6 separate regions of the Homo sapiens genome follow, and regions 2, 3, 4, 5 and 6 are each linked to region 1. The links are chromatin loops, found by intact Hi-C in ENCODE. Cell type or tissue: mammary epithelial cell. All regions are shown on one strand.

Evidence for each region. Peaks named below come from ENCODE experiments on the same cell type or tissue, not always from the same donor. Only the 100,000 strongest peaks of a DNase experiment are listed, where the experiment ranks them.
Region 2: it touches region 1 in a loop (24-fold over the local background); 14 of 110 quality-filtered maps call a loop at or near these places.
Region 3: a loop joins it to region 1, with 5 times the contacts of the local background. A loop is called at or near these places in 38 of 110 quality-filtered maps.
Region 4: a loop joins it to region 1, with 6 times the contacts of the local background. A loop is called at or near these places in 23 of 110 quality-filtered maps.
Region 5: it touches region 1 in a loop (7-fold over the local background); 5 of 110 quality-filtered maps call a loop at or near these places.
Region 6: a loop joins it to region 1, with 14 times the contacts of the local background. A loop is called at or near these places in 19 of 110 quality-filtered maps.

Annotation. Positions count from the first base shown.
Region 1 is chr1:172,742,971-172,747,970 of GRCh38, forward strand. No RefSeq gene overlaps it. Among named protein-coding and RNA genes, the nearest start is that of FASLG, 86 kb to the left of the region's middle. In mammary epithelial cell, a CTCF peak has its summit at 2,176 (motif pointing right); DNase peaks (open chromatin) are centred at 2,241 and 3,521; H3K27ac peaks cover 810 bases.
Region 2 is chr1:174,215,861-174,220,860 of GRCh38, forward strand. RABGAP1L (RAB GTPase activating protein 1 like) reads left to right here. Exons shown (of 26, transcript NM_001366446.1): 2 at 3,265-3,435. The coding sequence starts at 3,298. Among named protein-coding and RNA genes, the nearest start is that of RABGAP1L, 59 kb to the left of the region's middle. RefSeq lists a silencer at 4,625-4,744. In mammary epithelial cell, a CTCF peak has its summit at 2,043; no DNase peak of the experiment used is centred here.
Region 3 is chr1:172,823,920-172,828,919 of GRCh38, forward strand. LOC105371618 (a long non-coding RNA gene) reads right to left here. Exons shown (of 3, transcript XR_007066734.1): 3 at 1,206-1,270. Among named protein-coding and RNA genes, the nearest start is that of FASLG, 170 kb to the left of the region's middle. In mammary epithelial cell, a CTCF peak has its summit at 2,272; a DNase peak (open chromatin) is centred at 2,322.
Region 4 is chr1:173,406,974-173,411,973 of GRCh38, forward strand. All of the region lies in intron 2 of LOC100506023 (a long non-coding RNA gene), which reads right to left. It also overlaps a transcript of TNFSF4 not described here. Among named protein-coding and RNA genes, the nearest start is that of PRDX6-AS1, 52 kb to the right of the region's middle. RefSeq lists an enhancer at 3,726-4,275. In mammary epithelial cell, a CTCF peak has its summit at 2,082; no DNase peak of the experiment used is centred here.
Region 5 is chr1:173,252,326-173,257,325 of GRCh38, forward strand. The region is part of intron 2 of LOC100506023 (a long non-coding RNA gene); the gene reads right to left. It also overlaps a transcript of TNFSF4 not described here. Among named protein-coding and RNA genes, the nearest start is that of TNFSF4, 47 kb to the left of the region's middle. In mammary epithelial cell, a CTCF peak has its summit at 3,067 (motif pointing right); no DNase peak of the experiment used is centred here.
Region 6 is chr1:174,742,198-174,747,197 of GRCh38, forward strand. All of the region lies in intron 17 of RABGAP1L (RAB GTPase activating protein 1 like), which reads left to right. Among named protein-coding and RNA genes, the nearest start is that of RABGAP1L-AS1, 210 kb to the right of the region's middle. In mammary epithelial cell, a CTCF peak has its summit at 1,954 (motif pointing left); no DNase peak of the experiment used is centred here.

The DNA of each region.
Region 1 (5,000 bases):
GTTGACAAGTACAGAAAGATTAACCAAATTATGGACATCCTTAAATGGGGTGAGGGGCCATAGCCTCTACATTCATGTGGTCATGGCCCTGTCTGAAGGCTGAGAATTAGGTGGGTGGGCAGATTTTAGGGGCAGTACACTGTTCTTTGCTGGTGGGGTGGCCAGCCACCGCTGGATCAAAAGCCAAAGACTCAATTGCTTCTAGGTTCCCAGACGGAAGCTGAGTGACTACTGCAGCCTGCCTGCAGTAGTCACTTGATCCTCTGAAGGGCCTGGATGGACTCAGCTTGTTCTCACGTGGGGATGTGGGCCTGGCATTACCAGATCTTCCATTTCTCATGACAAGTCAAAAATACAAACTGATATGAAATTTCCTGATTTGTAAATGCTGGCACTAATTCACAGTTTACAAAGCACTGAGTGAGTCAATCAAAACACATCTATGGGAATGGAGTTGGCTCTTGAACCATCATCACTTCGTGATCTCTATTCCAGAGAGTCATCTGTGAGTTCCTTTCATGGTCTCTGCCATGGATGCCACTCAGACCAAAGTGTCCTTTGAAGGAGTTCCTCCTTTTTTCCCCCTCTCCTTGTTCCCCATTCCTTATGTTCAGAGATTCCCTAAGAGAGCAACACTTACCAGCTTTTCTCCATGCCAGTGAGCCCTACCTGATCTCTCCTCTAGGAAGGAGCCACCAGGCTGGCCAGTCAGGGCAGGTGGCTGGGTTGCAAGCACTCCATTTCTGGTGTCCTTCTTACATCTCAAATACATCAGTTTGAGCTTTTTCATGACCCTAAAGGTTCATTCGTGTGCAGAAAAGATTCAGAAATTATTTTGATTTTAAAAATTAATTTTCTTTTTAAATCTATTTAAAAGTTCCTTCAAACATTTAGGTTACATTTAAAATATTATTATTCTATTTACATGTCTACATACATACTTTATTAATTGCTTCATATTTTTTAATAGTTAGATCTGAAGGAGAATTTAGATTTTCAGTTTCTCTTGCTGATTCCTTATTACAACTATCCAGGACAAAGGAAAAGGATGATTAGTATTCCATGTTCCCTGAGGCCATGGAAGCTGGGAATCTGGTCCAAGGGCACTAGGGTGCCTGAGAAATGCAGTACCAAGAGGTACAGAATGTCGACTCAGGAAGGAGGTAGGGAGTTTCTTTCCCTCTTTCTCTCCTCCAGTGATCAGTACTCCAGGTGGCATAGCAAGAGTCAGAAAAGTACAGCAGTTGCAAGGGCGTTTCTCTCTGAGGTTCAGCCTCAACTCTTCCTCTAACCAGGGACGTCACTTTGGACACATTGCTTAGCCTCTCCATGCCTTCATTTTCTTTCTGTGAAGTGGGAGTGTTAACATATTCTGGAAGGTGTTGGGAAAGGGAAGATGTTGATCAAAGGGTATAAAGTTTAAGTTAGATTAGAGAAATATATTTTAGTGTTCTATTACACTGCATGGTGACCGTGGCTAATAATATGTTATTATATATTTCAAAATTACTAAAAGAATAGATTTTTAATGTTCTCATTACAAAAAATGATAAGTTGGTGAAGCGATCGATATTTTAATTAGCTTGACTGAGTCTTTCTACAATGTATACATAGATGAAAACATCATATTGTACCCCATAGATTTATACAATTATATATATTATCTCACAGAGCTATTCTGAAGATTAAGTAAAATGTCTGGCCTAATATAAACAGGAGGTAAACAGATAGGTATTTATTTCTTGTTTCTTTGATATAAATGTTGACATCGGATTTATTTGTTAGGACGAACTATAGACAAGATGGTGAGAACCAGCAAGATGTCCTCAGGAATTCCTGCTTCACTTATCCCACAGAGCTGACTGTGGCCCCTTCAGAAGTCCAGATACTTTTTATTCTCATTTCCTTTCCAGTCTCAATGTGAACTCTTAGCAAAAAACTGGATCCTTCTCAATCAGCTATTTCCTTCAGAGAGGCGGAAGAAGGAGAGATGGGTGAGGGGTCATCCCAGAAATCCTAGTGGACAGGCCTCTTCTGGGAGCATCAGATGCCTACAAGGTGTTTATGGACTGACATCTGTGAGTGTGTCTGTTTTCTTAGTGTTGGTGTCAGGGTGTGTAGAAGTTGAAAGTGAATGGCAACTCTAGTGTCTTGTTGTGTTACGAACTTTCACCAGGTGGCAGAAGAGTACTGTGAAGAGAAGTCACAAGGATTCACAATCACTCTCCAAAGTAGTGGGAAGTCAAGCAAGAAAGGGTGGCTTGTTCAGAACAGTTGCGATCATTCTGAAAGCAACTCATAAGGGTTGGCAAGTTAAGCTCCAATATGAATTCATTTAGAAACCAGAAAAACAAGAAGAGACTAGCTTGCCAGATGAGAGGAGATTCTGTATGAAAGGAGAGACTTCTAGAAGTGTGGTTGGCAAACCATCCCAAAAGCCTGCACAGTAGGGTAACATGAATGGACCTCATTTAGTTGATTACCTGGAAGTTCAACTGTGGGTATGAAATGTAGGATCAGCTAATATGGTGGCAGAGGAGCTGGTTGCCTATATGGTTTAATTGGAGAATTCCTGAATCTATTTTCTTCCACCCAGTTTCTCTATTATGGTTTATCTGGGGTCAGCCTTTTCTCTAAAAGGTCACTATTATAATGCAAGTACGGAACACCCCCCCTCCCCAGCCCCTTAACTCTTGTTAACTGATATTAATTCTTCTGATTAGTTTATGTCACTTGGAAGAGTGGATTGTCCCAAGGAAAGAATGGAGAACAGGCTAGACCTTGGTGTTGCTAAAGCTAGTGCTGCACTCATGGCTAGGCCAGTGTTCTCCTGTTGAGTAGAAACAATTTCATAGAATGCCAACATCAGAAAAGGCACTCTGTGATCACAATAGAGAAAGAAATAAAATCCACTCTATAATCCTGTCTGAGCACAGATGAAACCAAGAGCGTTGTCTAAAAGTGACCACAAAAATGACCAGTGTGCCCCTATCCTTATTGATATAAGAGATTGCTGCTGCTTTACCAAGGAATGCTTTAGTCAGTCTCGTTTTATTCTTCACACCTTCTAGGTAAGAATTATTAAGATACCCAGTCATGGGATCCTAACAATATCTAACTCAGAGAAAAGATCCACTTCTTTAAACCCTGTCCAAAATCACTTAACACGAGGTTTGGCAAGAGAGCACCTGACGTTCAGAGAGAGATGAAAACTAGGGAAAGAATGTACCAAAGGAAAGGAAAGAGATGATGAAGCCAAAACCTCAGGGCTTTACAGTGGGGCCTTGAGTGGGCTCTTGTTTCAATGTATTCAGTAACCAGAAGCCAGGGACCCTGCTTGCACTGCCTGCCACTGACATTTCTCCTCTGATCTAAGTCTCTGCTTAACAAAGAAGCCTGTGGCTACTCTTAAAGTCTCCCCATCTGGAATGGGGGTGAGTTTGTTCAGCTCACTCCTTCTTCTCCTTCCTGAGCAGCTGACTTATTCTGATGTGGTTTTGCGGTTATACAGTAAGCAGCACTGCTTATGTGGACATGGTGTACTTTCAGTTTCTGAAAGTGAGTCATGTTGACTTTCCTCTGAGGAGTAAGAGTGACCCTTGCTTAAAAGGACAACATGACTAGAAGGAAGAAACACCAGAGGCCACCAGGACCAGAATGTTTACCAATGTAGGCAGTCACTAGTTTTTAGGAGTAGTTTGTGTCATCTTTTTAAACAAGGTAAACTAGGAAGAAACATTTGGTTTTGAATCTTTGAGTGTTTGCCAATGTTTGAAGTACTTATCTATTTTTACTCATCATTTAAAGTGATGTTTGTGGCTAAGAGCTCAAGATCTACAAACATACTTAAATAAGTTTACATTTGGTCAGCTGGAACCTGATGGGGACATTTCCAAGAGGATCACTTGCTAGTATTACATCTTTAATTTTCATGTATGTTAATGGCTTGTGATATTGGACTATTCATCCAGGCCCTAAGAAATCTCAGCAGGTCTATTGAGAATCAAAATTAAGGCTGTACATAGCCACTATACAGAATAAGGAGTTTCTTGTAATCTAACTCTCCTTCGTGGTCTTATTTGGTTAATTTTTTCATGATAACATGTAGAGCCAATATGGGCTCTTGTCACCACTTCTGCATCCTTGCAAGCATTGTTAATTGTCTTATGTTTTTCTTGCTTAGCCAGGATGTAGCCTCAAGATACTTCCCGTCACCATGCTCCTGACAGCCACTGCTGTCAGATCACAGTAGATAAGTGAGATCAAGCCCACTTGCATGTCTGCCCTAGAATCTCCATTTAACTTTGCTCTTGGGTATCCAAATCATAGGAGTGCCGCTGTCCTCCAATCAAGGAGACTGTCTTTCTTTCCTCAATAATTAAATCCCTCTGGGTCCAAGAAAGCGCGAATAGAATTATTGTCAAATTCTATATCACTGAGCCATCATCACTACCTATTGCCTTGGTAAGTCATTTGGGCAATTGGAGAGAATAAGAAAAGCCCAGTAGTGAAGCAGCATGTATTAAATAATTAGTGAGATATTCAAGACAGTTTATATTTCACAAGTATATAAAAATTGCTATTACTTCACGGGACTGAATTTCCTTTTCTATTTTCTCTTTCTTTCTTTCTTTCTTTCTTTCTTTCTTTCTTTCTTTCTTTCTTTCTTTCTTTCCTTCCTTCCTTCCTTCCTTCCTTCCTTCTTTTTTTTGAGATGGCGTCTTGCTCTGTTGCCCAGGCTAGAGTGATCACAGCTCACTGCAACCTCTGCCTCCCAGGCTCAAGCGATCTTCACACCTCAGCCTCCTGAGTAGTTGGAACTACAAGTATGCACCACCAAGCCCGGCTAATTTTTGTATTTTTTGTAGAGACGGAGTTTCATCATGTTGCCCAGGCTGGTCTGTGAACTCCTGGACTCAAGCCATCTGCCTGCCTTGGCCTCCCAAAGGGCTGGGATTACAGGGGGCTGAATTTTCAAGGCAAGGCAAGTCCCCCTTTTA
Region 2 (5,000 bases), 1.5 Mb after region 1:
ATTGCAGCACTACTCACAGCAGCCAAGATTTGGAAGCAACGTTAAGTGTCCATCAACAGATAAAGAAAATGTATACATATACAGTGGAGTACTATTCAGCCATAAAGAAGAAGGAGATCCTGTCATTTTGCAGCAACATGGATGAAAGCAGATGTCATTAGGTTAAGTGAACAGGCACAGAAAGACAAAGTTCACACATTCTCACTTATTTCTGATTGCTAAAAATTGGAATAATTGAACTCATGTAGATAGAGAATTAGAACAATGATTACCAGAAGCTGAAAAGGGTAGTGGGAAGGTGGGATGGGTAAGGGACATGGGGATGGTTAATAGGTATGAAAAAATAATTAGAAAGAATGAATAAAACCTAGTATCTGCTAGCACAGCAGGGTGAATGTAGTCAATTTAATTGGACATTTAAAAATAACTAAGAGAATAATTGAATTGCTTCTAACACAAAGGATAAATGCTTGAGGTGATGGATACTCCATTTGCCCTGATGTGATTATTATGCATTTCATGCCTATGTAAAAGTATCTCACATAACACATTAATATATACACATGTACCCACAAAAATTAAAAATAAAGGAGTAAAAAAGTAATTTTTTAAATAATTTTATACTGCATGTAACCCATGTACAAGTAGTGCCATTACCTTGTAACAGGATATTTCCAATTCCTCCCTCTCTCCCCCTCCCCTTTTTTTTTTTGCCATTGCTGTCATGTTTTTTTTTTTTGTCCATGTGGTATAATCATCCAATACATTTATTCTTCCTTTTATCACATAGATCCACATTTTTGACCTATATAATTTTCTTTCTGTCTGAAGAACTACTTTTAATCTTTCTTTCAAGCCAGATATGCTGGCAATGATTTTTCTTGGTTTTTGCTTGTTTTGGAACTTGTGTGATTAAGGAATTATAATGAGAAAGTGATGGGGGCAAGGGTGTATTGGGCCTTGTAAGTCTTGGGAAGCAGTTTGAATTTTATTTAAATTTTAGTGAAAAGGTTTTGGTCTGGAGTTTTCATGTAATCTAATTTATTTTCCGAAAAAAAATTAAATAAATTGGCAGCTTTGTGAACAATGACGTAGATTGAGGGAAGAAGACTGGAAATAGAAGATGGGTTAGGAGGCTTTTACAGTAGATAAGAGCATTGTTTGGACTAGAGTGGTAGTAGTAGTAGACAGAAAAATGGATAGATGTGAGTCTTATTTTGGAAGTGGGTCTGACATGACTTGCTGATGTGAGGAGTAAAGAAGTGGAGGTGAATCAAGGATGATATCCAGGTTTCGTGTTCAAGTAACTTTGTAGAAGATAGTGGTGTTATTTACTGAAATGGCAAATCGGGACTGGAAACAAGTTTGGAGGAGACATTAGGAATTCCATTTTGGTCATGTTTCATTTAAGATACGATAAGACTTCCACATGGAAATATCAAGTAGAGAGGTGAATTTCAGGGCAGGAATTTAGAGAAGGTATTTGAGTTGGGATAGAAATTTGGAAGACTGTTAGCCTGCAGATGGTATTTTCGTCCATGACAATGACAGACATTACTTAGAGTGTGTGACAAGGGAAAAGGTCAGGATCTGAACTCAGGGAATTTCTAACATTTAGAAATCAGGTAGAGGAGCAGCAACCTGAGAAGGACTTGAAGGATTGACCACAGAAAGACATCTGGAATATGTGGTGTGTTGGCAGTTAAGGATTCATCGTGCAGTCTGGAAGAGTAAAGACCTGGCTTGTAACACATTCTGCATTTTTAGAAACAAAATATACAAAGTGAGAAAAAAACCTTCAGAGGACAGATGAATGTCGCTTGGGTTTTAAAAAGGAAGGGTGTTAACATGCATAACAGAAATAAATGATGGCTAGCTAATTACACTGGTCCAGGAGTATGGTTATTCTTTATTTTGATATTCTTGAAATTTTTGATTTTTTATAAAGTTGGAAAGTAATTACTTTTTAAAAGATACACATGTAACTTGAAGCTAGACTCATTCTTTTTATTGCCAAGAGTAATGGTGTTAGTGTCACCTAATGGCAAAATGGAATATTGCAGCTATACTTATAGGCTATAATGAAAAGGTAACCTAATTAGAAAGAAAAATAACATTTCTGGGGGGATTTTAGGCATGGATCAGTAGACTTACTATGGCTTACAAGGTCCCGTGTTCTTTAGCCCTAGCCTGCTTGTCCTGCCCCTCTATCACATTACTCATTTGGTCACTGAGCAGATTGTGTAATAGTAGGGTTCTTTTTTGTCTTTCAGGTTTAGGCTCAGATATTTTCCTCTCAGAGAGCTTTTTCCTACCACCTTAATTTGTCCGTATACTTCCCATAGCTACTGTTTGTCACATTAACGTGTTTATTGTTTGCATAGCCTTTAGAGTGACTTGGAATCACCATTTGCTCCCTTTTTATTTGTTTTCTTACTAGTATGTAAGCCCCAGAAGTGCAGGCTACTTGTTTTCCTTATTCACTTAGGTAACCTCAGGGCTGAGTTGTGTCTGTTATATAGTGTATGTCTGCAGTTAAACTTAGTTGTGTGAGTACATGAACTTCTGGATATGATAGTGAGTGTTGTTTCTATGCTGTAGAGATCTATCCAGAAAACAGAATTACACTGTGTTTGATTACTGAAACATTATTTGCTACGTGAAGGCAATATAGAAGCTTTTTTCTTTTTCTTTTTGGTGTTAATAAGTGATAATGTGTCAGGAAAGAGAAGCTATATGTCTTAGGATGTTGAATTCTGTATTAGTCAACTTTAGTTACTCAGAAAAAATATTTGCAGGTACAATATTCGGTCTTGAGGAGATAAGTTTTTTTTTGAAGCATTTAGATTTAATTAATATAGCAGTGTCAGTGAATATGGTTTTGTGTCTGTGTGTGCATTTGTAGGTATTTCTAGTATCATTTAATTATTTCCTCTATTAAAAAGAAAACAGTATTTCTAAGAGAAATGAGAGTGAGTGTGTCAGGTAAACAGTGATAAATCTGGTTGAGATATGGACTGGTTTGTGTAAATTTTTAGGTAACAATATGGCTCTATTAGTCTGGAAACTTAGGATGAAGAGAGAGTACATTTCCATTAAGTGGCTCAGTCCAAGAAGGTAGCCTCCCTAACTTTGAGATAATTATCTAGCCAGCAGGATTCTTCTTCACATAAACCATTTTTAAAGCTTTATTAGTTCATGTTTTTAATTAGTTCATGTTTTTAATCAGTAGGTTTTTTTTTTTAATCCCTTTTGTTTTTCCAGGTGGTTGTGGGAAGAGAAGTTTGCAGAACTGAAATGGAGGTCAGAGCTTCATTACAGAAGGTTAGTGGATCATCTGATTCTGTGGCTACAATGAACAGTGAAGAATTTGTTTTGGTTCCTCAGTATGCAGATGATAATTCTACAAAACATGAAGAAAAACCTCAACTGAAGGTATTTTTTTCTTTTCTACATATGGTATAATTTTTAATTAAAAACTATTTGAAACTTAGGAGATGTGTAAAATGCAAAGGTTTTTCTCAAGTGCTGACTTTCAAAATAAAATCAATGTTTGATTTATCCAGACCCTAATTATTTGGTTTGTGTATTTTAAAAAGTTCTTGCTTTTGGTTGTTTACCTTTTGATTTGGAATTTTAGGGGGAAGAATAAAAGAAGAAAAAGAAGAGAAAGGATTTTTTGGTGAATTAGACATAATGGTTAAATTTTACATTACTTTATCTGGATGTTTTTGTTTCTCTTACTGCTGGGTTTTAGAAGTTAATTAAATGTTTTGCTTTCACTTGAGAGACTTTTTTCTTTATGATTTTTATGTTTTAAATCAGCTGGTAACGTTCCGTTGTGTGATTTAACAGTCGACTTGTCTAAATGTTTTTAAAGCATATCTTATATTTTTAGCATTTGAGTTTTTATTTAGATATGGTCCCTTTTTCACTTCTGTGTTGCACTTTCTAAGTCAAAGAAAAGGAAGCAAGTAAACTCAGTTATATAGGCTTGAAAATGGTATAACTGTCTTCTAGAAACAGGAATAGGAAAAGTAGTTAAAAGTGCTATATATTACTTATGACTTTTATTTAGTATTAACTATGGCATCAAAAGTGTATTAATATATCAGTCTAATAAAATATATTCTGAAAATGAGATTACTAAATGTTTATGTTGAGAATATATTGTTTTATAATTTTATTTAAATAATCAGTGGCTTTATTTTTAGATACCTGTATTTTAGCATTATTGTGTTTAAGACATCACTTATTTGCTTAGGCTTTGTGTTTCACCTGCCTTTGAGAAAACTATGAGTCAACTTAAGTGTAAGGAAATTAGCAATATTCATCTTGGGAGCTAGCCAACAATTTGTAAAGAAATCAGAAATATGGTTATGCTGTGCTAACAAGAAATATAACCTTTTAAATGATATTCATAATAGACCCGATTTAAATTTACCTATTTTTTCCTTTAGACATGTAAATTTAAGGTTATCTGATTTTTAGGGTGTGTTCCTAAAAAAGAAAAAGAAAAAGAAGGGCCAGGCGTGGTGGCTCATAGCCTGTACTCCCAGCACTTTGGGAGGCCAAGGTGGGCAGATTGCTTGAGGTAAGGAGCTCAAGACCAGCCTGGCCAATGTGGGGAAATCCCGTCTCTACAAAAAATACAAAAATTAGCTGGGTGTGGTCGTGCACGCCTGTAGTCCCATCTACTTGAGAGGCTGAGGCATGAGAATCGCTTGAACCCAGGAGGCGAAGTTTGCAATAAGCTGAGATTGCACCGCTGCATTCCAGCCTGGGTGACAGAGTGAGACTCTGTCTTTAAAAAGAAAGGGGAAAAAAAGATAAATACATCTCTGTAAATAGGATCTTATATAAAATGTAGTTGGAAACTGTCTTAAGTGTTTTATAAAGAATCCTTTTGTGAAACTAATAATCTTCCTCTAATTTAGTTTTATAACCAGGATTTTAATGTATTATATATGTGAAACAACTTCTTAGTATTTTAGTAACTA
Region 3 (5,000 bases), 81 kb after region 1:
TTCTGTGTTTTATTAAAAATTCATGGGGGAGTGGCCTTTCCTTTTATTTCCAGAGTCATGTCTTTGAGCAGCAAGACTCTCAGGGGGTTTGCCATCAGAGACCCAGGGATCTATCATCTCCACACGATGAGCCATGTCTGTGAGTTGGGTTCTTGATGTGGGGTAATAAAAGAGTTTGGAAAAACCCTCTGTCAGAATATTGGCTTCTGAATAATTCTGTTTTGTATATCAGAAACTGAATATTAGCACATTTTTTTCTCTTTGCATTTCTTTTGTAAAATATCCTGGTATTTCCCCAGAAATGAACTCCTTAGGCTGACTTAATAAAAAAAAAAAAAAGCAAAAAAGTGGGGCAGGTATAATTTTACAAGATCTTACCCACTGCAGGTGTGATGTAATCACATTGATGTAGTTTGAAAAGAATCAGAAACCCTGGGGCTGGCTAAGCATTCAGTATTTAGAAACTGTTTTGGACTATGGGACTGTGGTTACTGAAGCTGACACACTTCCAGGTTTTAGGGCAGAGAGGAACTATCTGAATATTAGCTGTGTGAAGTAGGGCCATTACTTAACAATCCTTCGTTTGTAAAGTTGGGTTGTTAAGATGACTAAATGAGAGGTTCATAAAACATTTATGCTTTAAAAGGTTTAGAAGGTGTTATCGTCATCGTTATTGACATCATTACAGTTGAGCCCTGAACAACACACAAGGGTTAGAGGTGCCAACTCCCCTGACCCTGTGCAGTTGCAAATCTGCATTTAACTTTTGACTCCCCAAAAACTTAACTATTAATAGCCTACTGTTGACTGGAAGCCTTAACTATAACATAAACAGCCATTTTGTACTGTTTTGAATTTTATATGTTATTAATATATGTATTACGTGCTATATTCTTACAATAAAGCTAGGGAACAGAAAATGTTATTAAGAAAATCATAAGGAAGACAGAATATATTTACTGTTTATTAAGTGGAACTAGATCATCATAAAGATCTTCATCTTCATTGTCTTCATGTTAAGTAGGCTGAGACCGAGGAGTTGATCTTGCTCAGGGGTGGCAGAGGTGGAAGAATATCTCTCTGTAAGTGGACCCACACAGTTCAAACCTGTATGGTTCAAGGATCAACTGTACTATTCAGAAGAAGTCCATTGCCTTGATTTGAAACATTTCAAAGCTTAGGTTATTCTAGTTTTGCTAATTTAGAGCACTTCCATTCACCAGAAGCATCTTTGGACCAGCAGATTAAAGATGCAGGGAGCAGCCAATGCCTTAAAGATTTTTAGAAATAATTAAAGACAGCATTAATGAACATATGGACAGTCTGGCTGAAGATGCCACCTTGCATAAAGGTGGCCCAAACCTTGTCAACTTTGCTCTGTTTTAACAGTTTTACATTTATTTAAAGTCTTAAGAGTTTGTGACACTTTTTGATTAAGTGTGATTAATATGAAGAGTGAAATAACTTCTGTAAATATAAGAAATCATTTTTTAACTCTTAGCTAATTCAATGGGATAAATAAAATAGTGAGCTTGATTTCTTTAACTTAAAGCAGTTATAAGGGATTAAAAGTGCCAAAAAATTTTTTAAAATACTATTGGGTTATGAACTCTTTTAGTGACTTTTATGTCTTTTTCCCTTGAAACCTTCACATTTTCTTTAATGACATCTGTTATTTTTATTATCACAAAAAAAGATAGAGAAAAGCAAAATGACAAAAGATATTATACAACTGGGTTTTATATCTTAAGATAATAAACACATTCTAATTATCACCTAAGGACTGATCCTCTGTAGGTATGCTTTCTATTTTACCAATCTGAACTTGCGGAAATTAAAACTTTTTTTGGAAATGGCTTAAATTTAAACAAAACATCATGTTAGCCTCAAGGCAGGATGTTGTTGTTAAAGATTAGTTTAGAAACACTGATCTCTGTGTATTGCTGCATTTCATCAATATTTTTTACTTAAGACAGTCTGACAGGGATGTTGTCCTTGGGTTTGAATGAACATGGAAAGATTTTGTATGTGTTTTTTGTTGTCTGCTTTATATATATATAATCACTCATAATGTATAAAATATTCATAACCAGTTAAAATATACGGAAATTTTGAAAAATTAGGCAAGTTATCTTTGCTCTCCTTATCTGCAAAATAAAGAGAGGGTTTCTAAAGTTCTTTGAGCTGTGGAATTCTCCTTCTCTGGGAACTCAACCCAGTAGCTAGCTCTAGGAGGAAGTTGAGAAAAATGCTATTCTCAAGAGTAGCCACATGGTGGTGGAATGATTCCTCACAAAAATGGTATTCAGCTTCCCTGAAAGCAAAATGATTACATCCCAAAATTGAGTTATTCAAGGATCTCAGGAGACATGTGACGAAAGAGAGGAGGCAGCTCTGCGTGCTTCTGGGTCCCAGTGAAAATAGAAACATAATGTTCCTGTACACAAAGTAGTTAGAACTCTACCAAAGGCAATTCATGCAACTTTATTTCCCTTCTGACCTCGTGTTTGAAAGATATTTTTGAGTATTAAACTGTATATTTGTAATGAAATAAAGACCCTCATTTACTGTGTGCCTCTGCAATCTGTATTCCTTTAGCCTCAGTCAGCTATTTCTTGGCCTTGCATCGCCTCTAGCTGTGCCCTAATTCTTCTCCTTTCGTTTTCAGCTAAGTAAACTGTATTCATGACTGTAATTCATTTACACTTCAACACATCACGGTTCGGAGCCTAGACTCACTTCTAAAGGTCACCAATGAACTTTGTATTGCGAAACCCAAGGATGCTTTCTCAGTCCGTATCTTACGCCCTATCTTAAAACCCTCTGGTTTAGTTTCTTGACTCCAATCTGTCCTGGCATTCCTCTTGCTTCTTTGAGTGATTTCTTTCTTGTCTTTTGGGGCTCTTCCTCTTCTGTGTGTCCAGTAACTACAATAACCCAGGTTTCTAACATTACCCCAAAGTCTCCATTTCTTTACATACTTTGCTTGAGGAATTTCATCCTTGTCATTGTTTCATTTATAACTGGAATGACAACTAATGTCAAACTTAATCTTTACCCTAGAACTCATATGTAATCTTTAGCTTGATATGTCCCAGAAGAATCTCAAACTCAACATACCTGGAACTGTCTTCATTGTTGTTCTCTGTTCACCAATGGTTCCTTTATTTCTAGCTTAATTACTGGCATAACCATCTTGTTGCCCAAACCAGAGATTAAATAATTATGTAAGACTTCTCATTGTCCTGGGCCTTCTACATCTAGGCAATCAGCAAGGTCTAATGGTTTTAGCTCATAACTATTTTTTAAATCTGTTTTCAGGCTCATCCCCAATAACGATTTCCTTACTTAGGTCCTTGTCCTCTCCTTGGAACATCGCAATCTGTAGTTTCCTTTCTCCTGACTTGCTTCCCTTAAATCTGGTCTCTACAACGTAAGGAGCATACTTTTTCTAAAAGCAAAACCCAATCATTTAACCTCCTTGTGTAAACATTTTTAATGGTTCTTCATCATTTACAGATTAGAGTACAAAGTTCTTAATATAGTTTACAAAACCCCAAATGCCTGGCTTAGTCTCTCCAGTCACTTCCCATCTCATCTCTCACCAGTTCTTGTTTCACAACATTATAGTCTAGTGCTACCAGGCTTCTAGTTCCTCACCTCCTTCCCACTGTTTATGTCTCTGCATTCATTTATTTTGTTCCCTTTGTCTCAAATTTCTTTCCCACTTTTGTCTTGGTAGCTCTTGCTCATCTTTAACATTCTTATCACAAGATGTCTCAACTAGGACTCTTTCCTTGAATCCTCAGCTAGACTAAATGCCCATCCTTCTCATTCTCACAGCATGTGTTTATCTCCATCTTAGAACTTGACAGCTTTTAATGCAATTGTATGTTTATATATTTTGTACCCTCCAATAAGCAAGAGTCCCTTAAAAAGAGAGATCACATCTATTTGTTTTTCTTGTTCCCAGTTCCTAGTCTGGGGCTTAGTGCATAATGAATATTCAATAAATTTTTGTTGAATAGAATTTAATATTTTTGCGGCTTAGAGTCCCTGAGGGTGCTCTATGAAGTCTACTCCAGTTCTAAGAAAACTAAACTGTGGTTTTAGCTGGGGCCAGCTTCCTGGAAAAGACTTGAGCTGTGCCCTGAAGAGTTAGTTTAACAGAGTTTGGACTAATAGAGAGAAGTGAGGGGTATAATCAAAGTTGGATGAGCAAAGGCACGGAGGCTTGTACAGAGGATAGTGCAGAAACAATGTTAAATGTGTTTCTGAAGTGGAATAGTGAAATATGAGTTGGGATAGGGAGAATCCAGCTCATGAGAAATCTCTACTGAGGGACTGGCAAATTGGGGGCTTATTTCCATAAGCAGAAGGAAGCACTCAAAATTCTTGAACAGAGGAATGACATTTTCAGAGCCATGCTGCAGGAAGAGTAATTCAGCACAGGGTACAAAATGAATTGAAGTGAGAAACAGATGGGAATCAGTGAGGCCAATAAAAGTTGATGGCGGTTAATTAAACAGGTGCCACTTGATGAGGCCTTAGACCAGCATGGCAGCTGCGTGAAAAAAAGGAGTTGATTTTTGAGCCACTGGAGGAAGAATTAACAGAGACTGATTGCACGTGATAATAATAGAGAGAGAAGAGTCATGACATTTTAGATAAAGCAGCAGAAAGTTGGGGATACAATTAGTAGAGAGAGAAATTATAAAGGGCAGGATGGAATGTGGGACAGCAGCTGAATTTGGTTGGAAATCTTTGTATTTGAGATGATAAAACTTCACAATATTTAATATTTAGTAGGTATGCATAAGGGGTGCTATACACATTGGAGTGGTAGATGAATGAATGAAATCTTAGAAGTATCTGTCAGTAAAATGAAACCATAGTACCAGCTTATAGAGTGGTCTGAGTTAAGGATAGTGATATCGATTTAGGAAGTATCAGCTCAGAGTTCTGAAAACTGCCGAAGTGCATTCACCTCTGAAGGGAGA
Region 4 (5,000 bases), 660 kb after region 1:
GGGGGATGGGGAGACAGTAGCAATGGCAAGGCAGGATATTACAGCAGCAGCAGGATGAGAAGGGTGACTGCCTCACTCGGTGCAGACTGCTGGCACCTGAGTGGAGTAAGGCTGATGGCTGTGCAGGGAGCAAAGGCAGTGGCCACTGGGGAGGCAGGTGGTGCGGGAGGGGAGAAAAGCAGACCAAACAGCCTGGCTGGGGTGTTGGGGCCCAAGAAGGATGAGGAGGATATTAGCACAGTCCGTGTGGAGTGTCAGAACCTGAGGGTAGATCAAGGTAACCAGCTTCTCACAGTCAGAAAAAGAAGTTACAAATCTGGCCAGGCGCGGTGGCTCACACCTATAATCCCAGCACTTTGGGAGGCCAAGGTGGGCAAATCACTTGAGACCACCCTAGGCGATATGACGAAACCCCGTCTCCATAAAAAGTATAAAAATTTGTCGGGTGTGGTCGCACACACCTGTAATCCCAGCTACTCAGGAGGCTGAGGTAGAATAATCACTTGAGCCCAGGAAGTGGAGGTTGCAATGAGCTGAGATCATGCCACTGCACTCCAGCCTGGGTGACAGAGCAAGACTCTGCCTCAAAAAAAAAAAAAAAAAAAAAAAAGTTACAAATCTGGAAAGTGAAAACTAGAATGAATCTGTGCTGCTGTAGATTAAAATCATCACTATCAGCATGAATTCATGCTTTCCTGTAATATACAGATATAAAACTAGATGTAAATGGGTGTGTGTGTGTGTGTGTGTGTGTGTCCTAGCTCTATACATTGAGAGCCTGGGAGCAGAGACATCCCAATAGCAATGAACACAGCTATCATCCATATTTTGATTTCTGCTATGGTTTGACAGTTTTTATCCCCTACAAAATTCATATATTTAAATCCTAATCCCCAGAGTGATGGTATTAGGAGGTGGGGACTTTGGGAGGTGATAAGGTCATCAGGGCAGAGGTCCAGGTATGGGACTCATGCCCTTATAGAAGAGGCTCAGAGAACTGCCTTGCCCCTTACACAGCCAGAAAGTTGGCAATCTGCATCTCACAGGCAAACCCTCATCAGACCCCAACCATGCTGGCACCCTCATCTTGAACTTACCAGCCTCCAGATCTGTGGAAAATACACTTCTGTTGTTTATAAGCTAACCAGTCTATGATATTTGTTATAGCAACCCAAACAGACTAAGACAACTTCTAAATACCATTTTCCATGAAAAAGAGCCAGGCCCCTCAGGAGAAATGGCAGGAAAATTACAAGATGAGTTTGGAATATCTTGTTGTTCCAGAAGGCAAGGACATGTACAAAGAATGATAGGAACAGGCAAGAAAATATACAAAGAATGATAGGAACACTGGCCAAATTGGGAACAATTTGATGAAAACAGATTAGAACCCAATAGATAAAATAAGCTTCCATGGGTCCATACTAATATAAATAATTGATTGATTAATAAGGAAGAAAGTAAGTTTTTTCTTATAGTAGAATGCCAACTAATTAAATGCAGAATGGATAATTAAATTTAAAAAATCACTGCTTGGCAACCATCATAATAGTATGGTTTCAGACAAGAAATATCAATGGATGCTAAAACTAATGGATGAACATTTCATGCAGAATGGAGTTGTTTTTTTTTTCTTTTGAGACAGGGTCTCACTCCTGTCACTCAGGCTGGAGTGCAGTGGCTCGATCACTGCAGCCTCAACTTCCCAGGCCCAGGTGATTCTCCCACCTTAGCCTACCGAGTAGCTGGGACTACAGGCATGCGCCACCATGCCTGGCTAAATTTTGTATTTTTAGTAGAGACGGGGGGTTTCACCATGTTTCCCAGGCTGGTCTCAAACTTCTGGCCTAAAGTGATCCACCCTCCTTGGCCTCACAAAGAGTTGGGATTACACGGATGAGCCACTGCACCTGGCCAGAATGGGATATTTAAATAGTCTCAAAGTACCTTCCGTAAAATATTTACAAATTTTTTTAAAAAATAATAATTTTACAGTGAAGAGGACTGGCAGACACCTCTTAATTAAGTGATCAAAGTGAACATCACCATTAATAAGACAAACTGAAATTGTGCACCACCTGTAGGATGCAATGAGAAGACCATACACAGCATCACTTCTCTGCTATTCCTACCAAAAATGAAAAGCATTACCTAAATCTAATTCTGAGGAAATATGAGACAAACTCAAATGAAGGAGCATTCCACAGAATAACTGTAATCTACTAAAATGTGAAGGTCATGGAATCAAGGAAAGACTGAGGAACTCCCCTACTCTGAGAGGGTCAAAGAGGCACAACAACCAAATGCAGTGCTTGATCCTGAACTTCTGCGATAATCACATTTATTGGGACAGCTGGGGAAACTGGAATGGTGTCTGCAGATTCAATGTTAGTAATGTATTAATGTTATTAATACTTTTATAACTTAGATAGTTGTATTATTTTTATATAGAAGAATGTCCTTGGGTCCAGGAATGATACATTCAAATATTAAAGTGATACGGCATCATGCAATAATTTCCTCTCCAACAGTTCAGAAAAAAAAGTCATTATACTATTCTTGCCAGTTTTCTTTAGGATTGAAATTATTTCAAAATAAGAAGAAAAAATTAAATTGAAAGTCATCAAACTTTTTAAGGTAAAGCCCAAGACTACAGAATTTATAACTGAACTATTGTGTATTCCCTGAAGGACATTTGCTTTTAGTGATTTTTTCTTAAAAATCAAGTATTCTTTTCTGGCATAAAAATATGACTCCCACATGCAAATCTAATCTACAGTGTGAGAAGTGCAGGCAGTGGTTACGCTGGCAGGAGGATGAAGGGGAAGTGGTGGCTGGCAGTAAGCCCTGAGGAGCTCCCGCAGCTCTCCATGCTTCCTGATCTAGGCTCTGAGTGCACGGGTGTAAGTCCTTTATGTACATGTACACCCTCCTGCTGCATTCAAGGTTTGTACTCTTTTCTGTATACATATTATACTTCAATAAAACATAAACTTAAATTTTTTAAAAAACCAGGTGCAGTGGCTCACACCTACAATCCCAGCAATTTGGAAGGCCAGGGTGGATGGATCACTTGAGCCCAGGAGTTTGAGACCAGCCTGGGCAACATAGTGAGACCTCATCTCTACAAAAAATCAAAAAATGAGGCGGGAGGATCACCTGAGCCTTGGAGGTTGAGGCTACAGTGAGCCGTGATTGCACCACTGCACTCCAGCCTGGGTGACAGAGTGTGACACTGCCTCAATTTAAAAATAAAAAATAAAAAAAGACACAGGCCTTGATCTTAAGAAGTCCACAATCCAGCATAAACAGAAGATGATGACAGCTGTCACAGTTGCATGTCTGACACCCACAAACCAACAGTGAATCACCAGACTAACCTACAAAGAAGCTCTAAATTTGCGGTTCAACAAGAATTCAAGGAATAAGGTTACTGGGGCCCAGGAAAGTAAATAGATACATATATACATTCACTCACTCACTGGTTCTCCGTATACTCACTCATCAACTCCCCATTTCTTCTTCTCAAATAAAAGTTGTAAATGGGTGTCAAGATTCTATTTTGGTACCACCTTATTACTACCTTCCTCTCACAATGGGAGGGAACATTCAAAAGACATTTAAAGGGACTTGGTCATAGGAAGCCCCCAGTGGTACCTTAATAGTTGTGAGCATGTCTAAGTGAGCCCACGTGGTGGAGATGTGATGTCAGAGATGGGAAATGAGGGAGTCAGAAGTGGTCTCACCATGTCACTGGCCTCCAGGTTATCATCCAATGTCCATCATTTCCTACCTGCTGCTAGTGAGAAGACCTTGGTGCTCCTTGGACTGAACTTTGGCCTAGGACTTGCCTGAAGCTCTGTGTACAGCTTTAAACCCCAACTTTCCAGCACTGACCACCATGACAGGACGGAACCCAGTGTCCTGGGGTAAAACCCAAGGGGTAGCAGCTGCACTGGGGAGACATGTACCCAGTCTGGACTAGTCCTTAATGTGTGGTTTTCACCTTCATGAAGGCCTCTCATGCTTCTTTCTTTGACAGGAAGGACTTGGGGGAAGTCCCTCTGATTTCCCCCTGCTGACACTGGTCCGCTTTGGCCGCTTGACGTGTGTGGGCTTCCTGAAGTCTCTGTTGCTGCGGACCAGGGCATATCACTTTGCCCATGGTCAAAGGAAGAAAGGAAAATTTCCACCCACCTGAGATAGGCTGCTTCTATCTTCAGCCTGAGGCAGAGCAGTCATCACTCATCACCAGCACCCCTCAGGTCTTTCTTTGCTGGACTAGTGTCAGGGGCAGGGGCAGGGGCGGGGACAGTTCAATCCAGGAGACCTGGGTTCCAGCTGTAGTTCTGGTTTAGCTGTGCTTCTTCCCTAGCTCTGTGATGACAAGCAAATTATTTTTCATGTCTTCACCTTGGCTTCCTAATCTGGACTATAAGAAGGTATTTTAAAATAATCTCTAAAATCCTCTAGAATATAAATTCCATGAGGATGTCATCTTGCAGCAGAAGAGCTCAATAAAATATTTGATCAAGAAATAGTTAGGCTGAGTGCAGTGGCTCACTCCTGTATTCTCAGAACTTTGGGAGGCTGAGGTGGGCAGATCACTTGAGGCCAGGAGTCTGAGACCAGCCTGGCCAACATGGCAAAACTCCATCTCTACTAAAAATACAAAAAAATTAGCTGGACATGGTGACACACACCTGTAATCCCAGCTACTCAGGAGGCTGAAGCATGAGAATCACTTGAACCCAGGAGGCAGAGGTTGCAGTGAGCCAAGATCACACCACTGCACTCCAGCCTGGCCAAAGAGTGAGACTCTCTCAAAAAATAAAAATAAAAAAATTTTAAAAAGGAAATAGTTGGCCGGGTGCAGTGGCTCATGCCTGTAATCCCAGCACTTTGGGAGGACGAGGCGGGCAGACCACGAGGTCAGGAGTTCGAGACTAGCCTGGCCAATACGGTGAAACCCCGTCTCTACTAAAGATACAAAGAATTAG
Region 5 (5,000 bases), 510 kb after region 1:
GCTTAATTTTGGATCTCTTGATATAGCTTCATATAATCTTCATACAAATCTAATCAGAGATGTGAAGCTCTGATTGTTGAAATTATTAAAATACATAATTATTTGCTGAAATTAAATATAGGGAATTCCTTAAGGAGCCTTTCCACCATTTTTCTCTTCCTTTGAGATAATTATCTGTGCAATACTAGATATTAAATGGTTACATACTCACTGCACTTCTGCCCTGAATCTAGGTTGGAAGAACGTTTACTTGCCTTGCATAGGAAATTTCTCAATGTCTATATTTACTGCAGGTTGGCTTGGACTACAATTAGGGAACAACTGTTCCCACCAAAGTAGGATGTGTGGTTCATAACTGTGAAGAACCCATGCTGAAGGCTGATAGAAAGCAGCAACTCAGACATCAGGGGGAGCACTGATCAGGAGTGAGAGCAAGAGAAATTTCCCCAAATGAACAAGGAACTGCAGCAGACTTTTCACAGAACACCCTGGTAATAGAAAACTTCCATAGAAATTTCTGGTGAAAATTATACTTACGATGTATTTAAGAGTTTGCAGATGAAATGATTACAAGCTTCCTTCTAGCAGGATAAGTTTCAGAACTTCCTTGAAATCTTACATGCCTCCCTTCCATGGGCTCAGCCATGGTCAAACTATAAAAGATTCCCATCCCCTGTACTTCCTTGCATTTAGGAATATTTTCAGGTTTTTTCTCTTAAATCCATTCACTCTGTCTTACCAGAATTTTTGGCTGACCCTTCAATTTTGGTCAATGTCTTGCTTTTCCCCTGTTTATCTGGACTTGATATTTTAGACCTTCTCTCATAGGCAACTCTTCTGCAGTTTTCAGCTATCAGGCTTTTTTTTCTTCAAGCCCTATACTTGTATATTAGTCATAACCATTCCAACCACAAGAGCTCAGCTCTAGTATCCCCATTTATCTGGGAGGGAGGTCAAAAGTAAGAATCCTCAAACATAAGTGAACGAACTTAGAATAGAATACAAAAGGCATATGGCAAAGAAGAAAGCCGGCAGAAGCTAGAGGAACAGGATCCATAGTAGACCAGTGACTCTGCCCCATGCCGTGCTGGCAAAGGGTTCTCCTAGATACTTGGTAAGAGTGTGAGTATTCAAAAAAGTAAAGTTGGGAGTTGGAGAAGGGGAGTAATGAAGAAGACATAGGCCTTGCAATTCAACCTTAATAACACAGACAAATTGAGGCAAAAACATCAGGACCTGGCAACTGTTTTCTCATTTGATTCTTGCCTGGTAACAAAGAGAGAACTGAGCTATGGGTTAGAGGGATAAAGCCAAGACATATGAACGTCTAGTTTCTGCCCTACTCTGGTATGGGGATTGTGGACAGAGAATACTACATAATGCTGTGAAGGTAGCTGGATAAGCTCCTCTGACGTTGTGGGGTTTTCCTGCTAAAATTGAACCAAGCATATAAATTAAAGTGAGATGAGTTTTTTTCTATTAGAAATTTCAAAGTTACCCTGTCTCTCTTTAGTCATGTCTAAATATTAGTTGTAGGACGTGTATGCAGTAGATAAGAAGTCAATATGCAGCCAGCAGTCTATCTTCCCAGCTTTCTGAAAGACATTCCAGGACAGTTACAGAAGTGGAGAGATGGAGGCATTAGGTCTACTATTGAATTTAGGGTTATGGTTGGATGAATTTGTGTATAAGATCTTAAACTCTTTGATGTTCTATTTAAAAATCGAGTTCTAAGGGGAGCAATTTGAACAAATTAATACAATGCAAAGGTAGCCATCAGTCAAAGTGTGATGAATTCAGGAAAAGTCTTAAGACTCAAACTCTTTAGTTGAGGCCTTTGTGCCTGATAGAGATCTTTACCTTTGTCAAAGACTAAGTTACAACAAATTTAGTTATAAATCTAACTTGTTTTTATTCACAATTCATTAATCAGGTCAGCCTCCATTCTATAAAATAGAATATGAGTTCCCACTAGGCAATGGCATACAGTGGGTTTTGTAAGGTGGGAACAAGGAAACAAAATAGTAGGGAAAAAAATGGCTGATTATTAATATCAGGCTGCTTCAGTTCACTTTTTTTTTCTAAGAGTTAAAGCAGAAGGGACTTCCTTATTCAACTGACTCCAGTAGACTGGAATCTCCTGTTTTCAGGATAAAATGGTCTGTTTTGGGTTCTGTCTGCTCCCTTAAAGTTTCAGTTTCACTATGTGGCGTTTAGCAAAGTGACTCCATTTTGGCTTGTTCTCACCTGTTGGGACTTAGTAAAAGTTCAGTCTAAAAAATGACCTTCTATAATTTTTTAATACCTATTTCTCATAAACAAGGTCCAGGCTCCTGGAAGAGTAGGAATCACCAGATCAAGGGTGATGGGGGTAAACCTAGACTATCTTAGGCTTATTGTTAATAATTGCAAATTAGAAGCATCTTTTGAACAGAGACTGAAAGTGGTGAAGAAAATAAGATTGACAAAATTAAAATATAAAAGAGATCAAAGAGGAACTGCCTGCAACAAAATGGAATCATAGAAAATGGAATCATAAATTATAAAAAGAGAAAAGACATGGGGCTCAGAAGGAAGAAGCTAGGTTTGAAGAACAAATCTTTGCCCACAGTGCACTGGTTCTCAAACTTGGCTGCACATTAAAGACACCTTAGAAGTTTTTTTAAAAACACTGAGTCCCACCCTTAGAGATTCTGAATTAGTGGTCTGAGAAGTTGCTGGGGAAAGGGGGTAAAACTAGTCTTTCTCTTTTTCAAGTAACCTGTGTGGTCATTTCTAACTGAAGTGGCTAATTGAGATAGGCAAAAACCTCAACGCTCATGCCCCTACCAGGCTGCTTGTAACAAGGGTCAAAAAGAATGTGTGTACAATTACAGCATGTGTCTTTGTGCCTTTTTTAGGCTGTGTGCTTTACTTATGCTTCCTTTTTATCTAATTACTTTAATGCTCCCTAAAGTTCTGAACAGACTTTGGCAGGACGATTGGTGAAGGAAAATTTAATTATATAAGAAAGCAAAAGTCAGTTTATAATATCAAACCTAATTTATGGGACTGTAATTGCTGACCTCTAGGGGGAGCTCAAGGCTCCTTCTCCCCATCTCCTTTCTTTCCAGTCCCTATGGAGAAGTATTATTTAGGTTTAAGTTTAGGATTGTATTGGCTATTTGGTATTAAATGTTACCACATTGCCAAGTTAACAATCGTTATAATGTGGGTGTGGCCTCTTTTGGGTTCCCTTATTCTTAGCAAACAGAGTGGAAAAGAGGGTATGATCTGCATGTGGGTTTTTGTTTGTGAAACAAAAATAGACAGTTTACACTGTTGACTAGTTAGACACATACTAGCACAGCAAAAGGGAGTTCTTCACAAGATCCACTGAAACTTTTTAGAGTTCTGCATTAGGCTTAGGAGCTAACCTTATAACTAAGAAATAACCATCTCTTTGCTTTGCTTTGTCTTACTTCATCGTCACAATCTGTCTGTTTTTATCTGTGCCCCCACCTCCAAGACCTCAGAGAATCTCTAAATGAGGGGAGGATTGGTGTAGGTCAGGATTCAGTTAGTGTCCTAACAAGATACCATTGTAATAACATCATCATTTTTATTTGGGTGTTATTCAAAGAAAGAGAGAAAGGTGGAAGTGGAAAAGAGAGGGTAGTTCTTACAATTCCTTGAAAATTTCTTGAAAAGATAAAGGAAGTTAAGCCAAACGCACCAAGGCTGAACTTCTTGGTTTAAATAGTAGGAAGACAGCAATGCCTGATTTTGCCCCAATTGTCCATAAACATATCAATGAAGACTGGAGGGAGTTCACAAACAAAAACATGGTAAAATAGAATATTAATAACATAGTCACCAGATTCTGAGCATAATTAACATTAAATATTATCTTACTCTGCTTGGGCTGCTAAAGCAAAATACCATGGCCTGGGTGATTTAAACAACAGAAATTTATTCTCACAGTTCTGGGGGCTATGAAGTTTCAGATCAAGATGTCAGCTGATTTGGTTCCAGGGCCCTCTTCCTGGCCTGCAGATGGCCACCTTCTCGCTGTGATCTCACATGGCAGAGAGACAGCTCTGGTGTCTCTTATAAGAGCACTGATTTCTCATGAAGGCCTCACCTTCATGACTTCACCTAAGCCTAATTACCCCTAAAAGTCCCATCTCAAAATACCCAAAGAGCCATCACATTGGGGGCTAGGGCTTCAACACATGAATTTGGGGGAAGGGGACACAATTCGGTCCATAACAATGGTAGAAGAGAGACAGTCAAACTGAGAAACTTTCACAGCCTGATGTAGATTCTGGCCTTAGGGGCAAGAGTTAAACTTGGATAGAATGAAGACAGCATGAGGCTTCTACCCATCTCTTACTGCATTATCCTACTACTCTATCTTAGAAACATGACTTGCAACAACCAAAAACCAGAAACCTCCCCTATCTATTGGGGAAGACCCTTGAAGTGGCCAGGCCATGCCTCCTGCTCTATCTTTAACCTCTTACTTAACCTCTAAAGGGCACTGAAATGTTTGAACATATTCCTTACTCTTGAATTCATAGCTCTTCAAACACAAGTTCCATTGTGGTTTAAATATAAATGGATTCTAAAGATGAAATTGGGTCAAATTGAAGATTTGGGTGGATAAGCAAAGGGACTAAAGTCATCTTCTTGAATGCCTATTCCTTCTTCATCACTTCTCCACTGTTGAACTCATTGCCCATGTGGCTTATGAGATTAGATGAGCCCAGATCTCCCTCTCACGTGGGAGAAGGCACTATCCAATGCTTCTACTTCAGAAATCCAAGAAAGAAACTCTTTCGTATCTCCAAGGCTTAATGCAGTCTAACTGCTTTAAACAACACCTATGCACTGATGACTCCATATTGTATGATGCGGATTCTGATGTTAATCTAGTCCCTCTTTATTAACTCCCATTCACAGCATCATTGTGGCTTTAGCTATTTAGTGTCTACACTGAGAGAGGTATATTTAGATAA
Region 6 (5,000 bases), 2.0 Mb after region 1:
AGGGGGAGGAGGAGGAAAGAAGAAGAAGAAAGAAAAGGGGGCCAGATGCGGTGGCTCAGCTTGTAATCCCAGCACTTTAGGAGGCCAAGGCAGGTGGATCACTTGAGGTCAGGAGTTCGAGACCAGCCTAACTAATGTGGTGAAACCCATCTCTACTAAAAATACAAAAATTAGTTGAGTGTAGTGGCGCACACCTGTAATCCCAGCTACTCGGGAGGCTGAGGCAGGAGATTTGCTTAAGCCCAGGAGGCGGAGGTTGCAGTGAGCTGAGATCGCGCCACTGCACTCCAGCCTAAGCGACAGAGCAAGACTTCATTTCAAAGAAAAAGGAAGAAAGAAAAGTGGTATGAGCACAAGAACTCTAACAAAAGATTTCTGGATGGATTGGGTTAATGGAAAACTGGCAGAAGCCTGGAGGAAGGAGAAGGTCAAGATCAGCTAATAGTAGCTGATAAGAAGTCCTGTATCATTATGAAGAGTATCAAAAGCACCCCTGCAGCCTGGGATGGTTGACTGATAACTATAACTGTAAAACAATATAATCCGATGTGTATCATGACTTAAGAGAATTTGAGAAGAACAGAAAGGTGAATGCCAGTATTCAATGGCCAATGGAACATGTGTTTAGGGACTTTATAGCAATACTTCAGTGCTCTAATGTTCAGGTCATACCTCCCTATCATTCCCTAGGTGGTGTGTTATCTGTTTATATTTTTATCTGCTATCCTAATCTGGGAGTCCTCTGAGTGTAGGGATGACTTATCCATCTTTGTAAATGTCCTCAAAATGCTTGACATATGATGAATATGTTACCACAACACCAGGGGTTCAGTCTAGGTCCTGCTGCTCACAGCACAGAAAGCCAATGACTAAGATGATGATTATTGCCAAGGAAGAAGGCTTTAATTGGGGGCTGCAGCAGACGAGATGAGATGGGAGCTCAGTCTCAAATCCATCTCCCTGACAAACTGAAACTAGGGACTTATATAGCAGGGAAGAGATATAGCAATATGTAAGAAACAGGAACTAGAGAGGGGTAAGGAAGCAATTATGGTGAATGAGGGGCCCTCATCTCATTATCTGGATATGGTGATCTGGTGAGTTCCAGTTCTTCCATACTTTTTTTTGAGAGACCTGAAGGTCCTTTGTTGAGTAAGGAATCCGATAAAACAAATGTTAAGGTTCAAGCTTCAAGACCAAAAACGTCAATTTCTATGTTTATCCAAAAAACTATCTATTGAACTATTGGGTCAGTTTGAAACACATGTTAAAACCTCTAATTTGATTTCCTTATCTCATTTTGCCTGCCTTGTTTCTGAAAGTTTTATCTAATTCAGATGTCACAAACCTCTAAAAATTTCTTTCCTTGTTCAACAAACCCCCTATGTCACAAGTTTACCTGCATAACAAACCTGAACATATACCTTTGAACCTAAAATAAAAGTTTAAAATAAATGAATAAATAAATAAATAATAGCAAAACTATGTTTTTTTAAAAAAAATTCTTCTCAGAGTCACCTATGATAAAGACTTCTAGATTTTGTAGATATTTTACTACTTAATCTGTACAAACAAGTGTAAACCAAGAAAATATTTTAAAATTACTCATGACTAAACAGATGCATTCATGTTAAACTTATCTCTCATCCCTACCCATTCTTGAACTCTTTCTCATTCACTAGTCATTTATGAAAAAACTGTATAACAAATAACTATAATAAAATGGAAAATATATAATTAAGCTAGAGGAAAGGAAGGGTGGGAGTCATCCTTTTTTTTTGGTATATGTTAGTAAATTAATAGTAAAAATAAGGGAGGACTTAGCCATAAGGGTTTTAAAACAGCATGTCTCAATTTGTATACAAGGCTACTATGTTGGTCTGTGAAATACGTAAAAAAAAAAAAAAAAAAAAAAAAAAAGCGATTGATTTTCAGTGCTGCAATCCTGACCTCTAGTGGACATTCAGAACAAAACCCAAACATCACATTCTTTTATTTAGTTACTCCATCAAGCACCATTAGCCAACCTAAAATATTAAACTTTCAAAGAGATTAAAACATGAGAAGCAGAATAAAGTAAAAGAATTTTTGGCTAATATTCTAAATATTCTTGCTGTAGAACCTGTATTTAAGAGCAGCTAGTATTAACTTATTTCTTTTTGCGTGTTAATTATCTGTCACTTTCACTACTTTCTTTGAAACAATGCATTGCTTTATAGATCATAGCAGCAAGAAATTTATCAGAGAAGCCAAATGGATTTTCTTTTGATTACCTGTAATATATAACAAGCTATACGAAAACTGAGTGGCTTTAAAAGGACAATGATTTTTATAGTGAGACATATAGTGATGTTATGTAACCTCCTGATAGAATGCACTGAGAAGGGCACAGCATCACTTCTGTGGTATTTGTGCCCAAAATACATATTCTGAATTTAATCATAAGGAACCAGTAGACATATCGAGTTGAGGGACATTTTATAAAATAACTGGCCAATACTCTTCCAAAGCATCAAGGTCATGAAAAATAAACACTGAAAACGGTCCCATATGAAAGGAGACTAAGGAGACATGACAACCAAATTCAATATATAATCCAGAATTGCATCCTGGACCAGAAAAAGGGCATTAGTGGAGCATTTGATAAAAATAATAGTTTCTTGGTTTTGATCATTATACTATGGTTATGTAAGATGTTAATGTTTGGGTAAAACTGAGTGAAGGATATGTAGGACTTCTTGGTACTGTTTTTGCAAAGTTTTTCTAAATCCGAAATTATTTCCAAGTGAAAAAAAGTAATTAAAACCAATCATTTATTTTCTTACAATCTCATGAGTCAGAAATTTTGGAATTCAACTGTGTGGTTCATCTCTGATCCACTTGGCATCAGCTGGACCACCTGATTCACTTCCAGATGACTTCTTTACTCACATATCTACCACTTTGGTGATTCTTGGTCTTTCTTCTTTACTGATGAAATCTGGTTCTCCAGGCCTTCTTTTGATTGCTTGGTTCCTTAGAGAGCATGGGAGTATAAGTATAATTGCACTTCTTATATGGTAGCTGGCTTCGAAAAGTGAGTGCTCCAAGGGACTGAACATGAAAGCTGTCAATATCTGAAGGCCTGGGCACATAAACTAGCATGGCATCACTTCCACCATATTCTACTGGTAAAAGCAGTACCATAGTCTGCCCAGGTTGAAATGAGAGAACAGAGACCTTAACTCTCAATGGAGAAGCATCAAATAATTGTGACTCTTTAATCCATCACAGATATCTAACAAAAGTCTCACTGAGTTGGCACTCAAGATGGAATTAGTGGAAAAAAGCCTGGATTTGCTTTAGTCTGATAGACCTGAGTTATAGCCTGGCTTTACCATTTACTAACAGTGTTCTGTCTCTGAGCTTCAGTTTAGCCATCTCTAAAATGGTGGCAATAATACATATGCCATAGAGCTGTTGAGAGGATTAAGTGAAAAATATAAAATACTGGATATAATGGGCAATAAATACATGAACCTAATAATAATAATTGCTAGTGTTTATCGAATATTTACCAAATACTCAGTTCACTTGATGTATGCTATCTCATTTAGTCATTATCTCTTCCTAGGGTGGTATGTTTTCTTTTGTATGGGTCAGAAAGGACAGAACCCCATTTCCTCTAGCTTTGTCTGTGAACCTGCTCCATTTACTTTGGCCATTTTTGGTTTGATAATTTGGTAATTTGGTTTATTGACTTGTTGTTAGGATTTCCATTATTTCCCTTTTATTTTGATTCCTAAGAACCCAGGTGCTGATGCACACTTGGTACTTTTTGACACTACCTTTTCAGCATTTGTTCTCAGTGCTGTCAGCTTAAGTTTTTGACAGCTTCTCACACAATCTGTCAGCTCTCTCTGAACCCACGATTGCCTGCTTATCAGAGCCAGAATGTTCAGTGTCTTTGTTTCAGTGAGTGCTCTACTGTCAGCTGTTATTTTATGCAAGATTGTGGGTGCTTAATCCTTGGCCTACCCAAGAACATCATGATCTGCACTTTGGAGCAATTATTCAATTTGGGGCAATTACTTGTAGGTGTTCTTTAAAGCAAAGATGATGCCAGAATGTAATTGAATTTTGAAATAGCAGTATCCAAATCAGTTAAAAAGCTACTTCGTCATGCATGCAAGGCTGATCTCAATCTGTTGTCATTAGAGGAAGGTGGTGACCCTTTCTTCCCACAGCAAGTTGGGTTTTTGTTGCCTCATATACTGCAAGCAGTCAGCTACTTTTTTTGAGTGTTTTCAATATGGAAACAAATAATAGAATTTAGTTCTGGTAGAAGTCACTTATTTGTTATCTTTTTACTCTCTGCTCTCAAAATTTACTTGCCTTTAAATGGAAAGAATCACTTTAATCCTTTAGGAAGTAGAGGACACATTAAATAATATCCAAATAAGAGATTTATTCATTCATTCACATATTCATTGAATCATCTTCTCTAACTTAATTGTTTAGAGTATCACTTTTGGAATTAGGTTAAAATCCTAGATCTGCACTTATTAGCTATTGGACTTAGGAAAGTTACTTTGATTTCTCTAAATCTTGATTTCCTTGTGTATAAAATGGAATTTTAGGTGGTTGTGGGATGAAATAGGGACATGCCTTTAATGTAATTAATTCATATCTTGGCACATACAAAATACTCAGTAGATGTTGGTTATTATTTTGCATTTGGAGTTAGACCTTGTACTATAAATGATAAGTGGCCATAATATGTTTACTTATTTTTTACTCTTAATAATTCTCCAAACCTTTGACTCCTACTACGTACATGTTTTCCCCTTAAGAACAAACAAATTGCTGGGGATTACATATTCCTAAAAATGGGAGGCATCTTGAAAATGTATGAGATATTTTGCTTTTAAAAATACATTTCAAGGCTGAGTGTATTGTCTCATGCCTGTAATCCCAGCATGTTGTGAGGCCAAGGCAGAAGGATCACTTGAGCCCAGGAA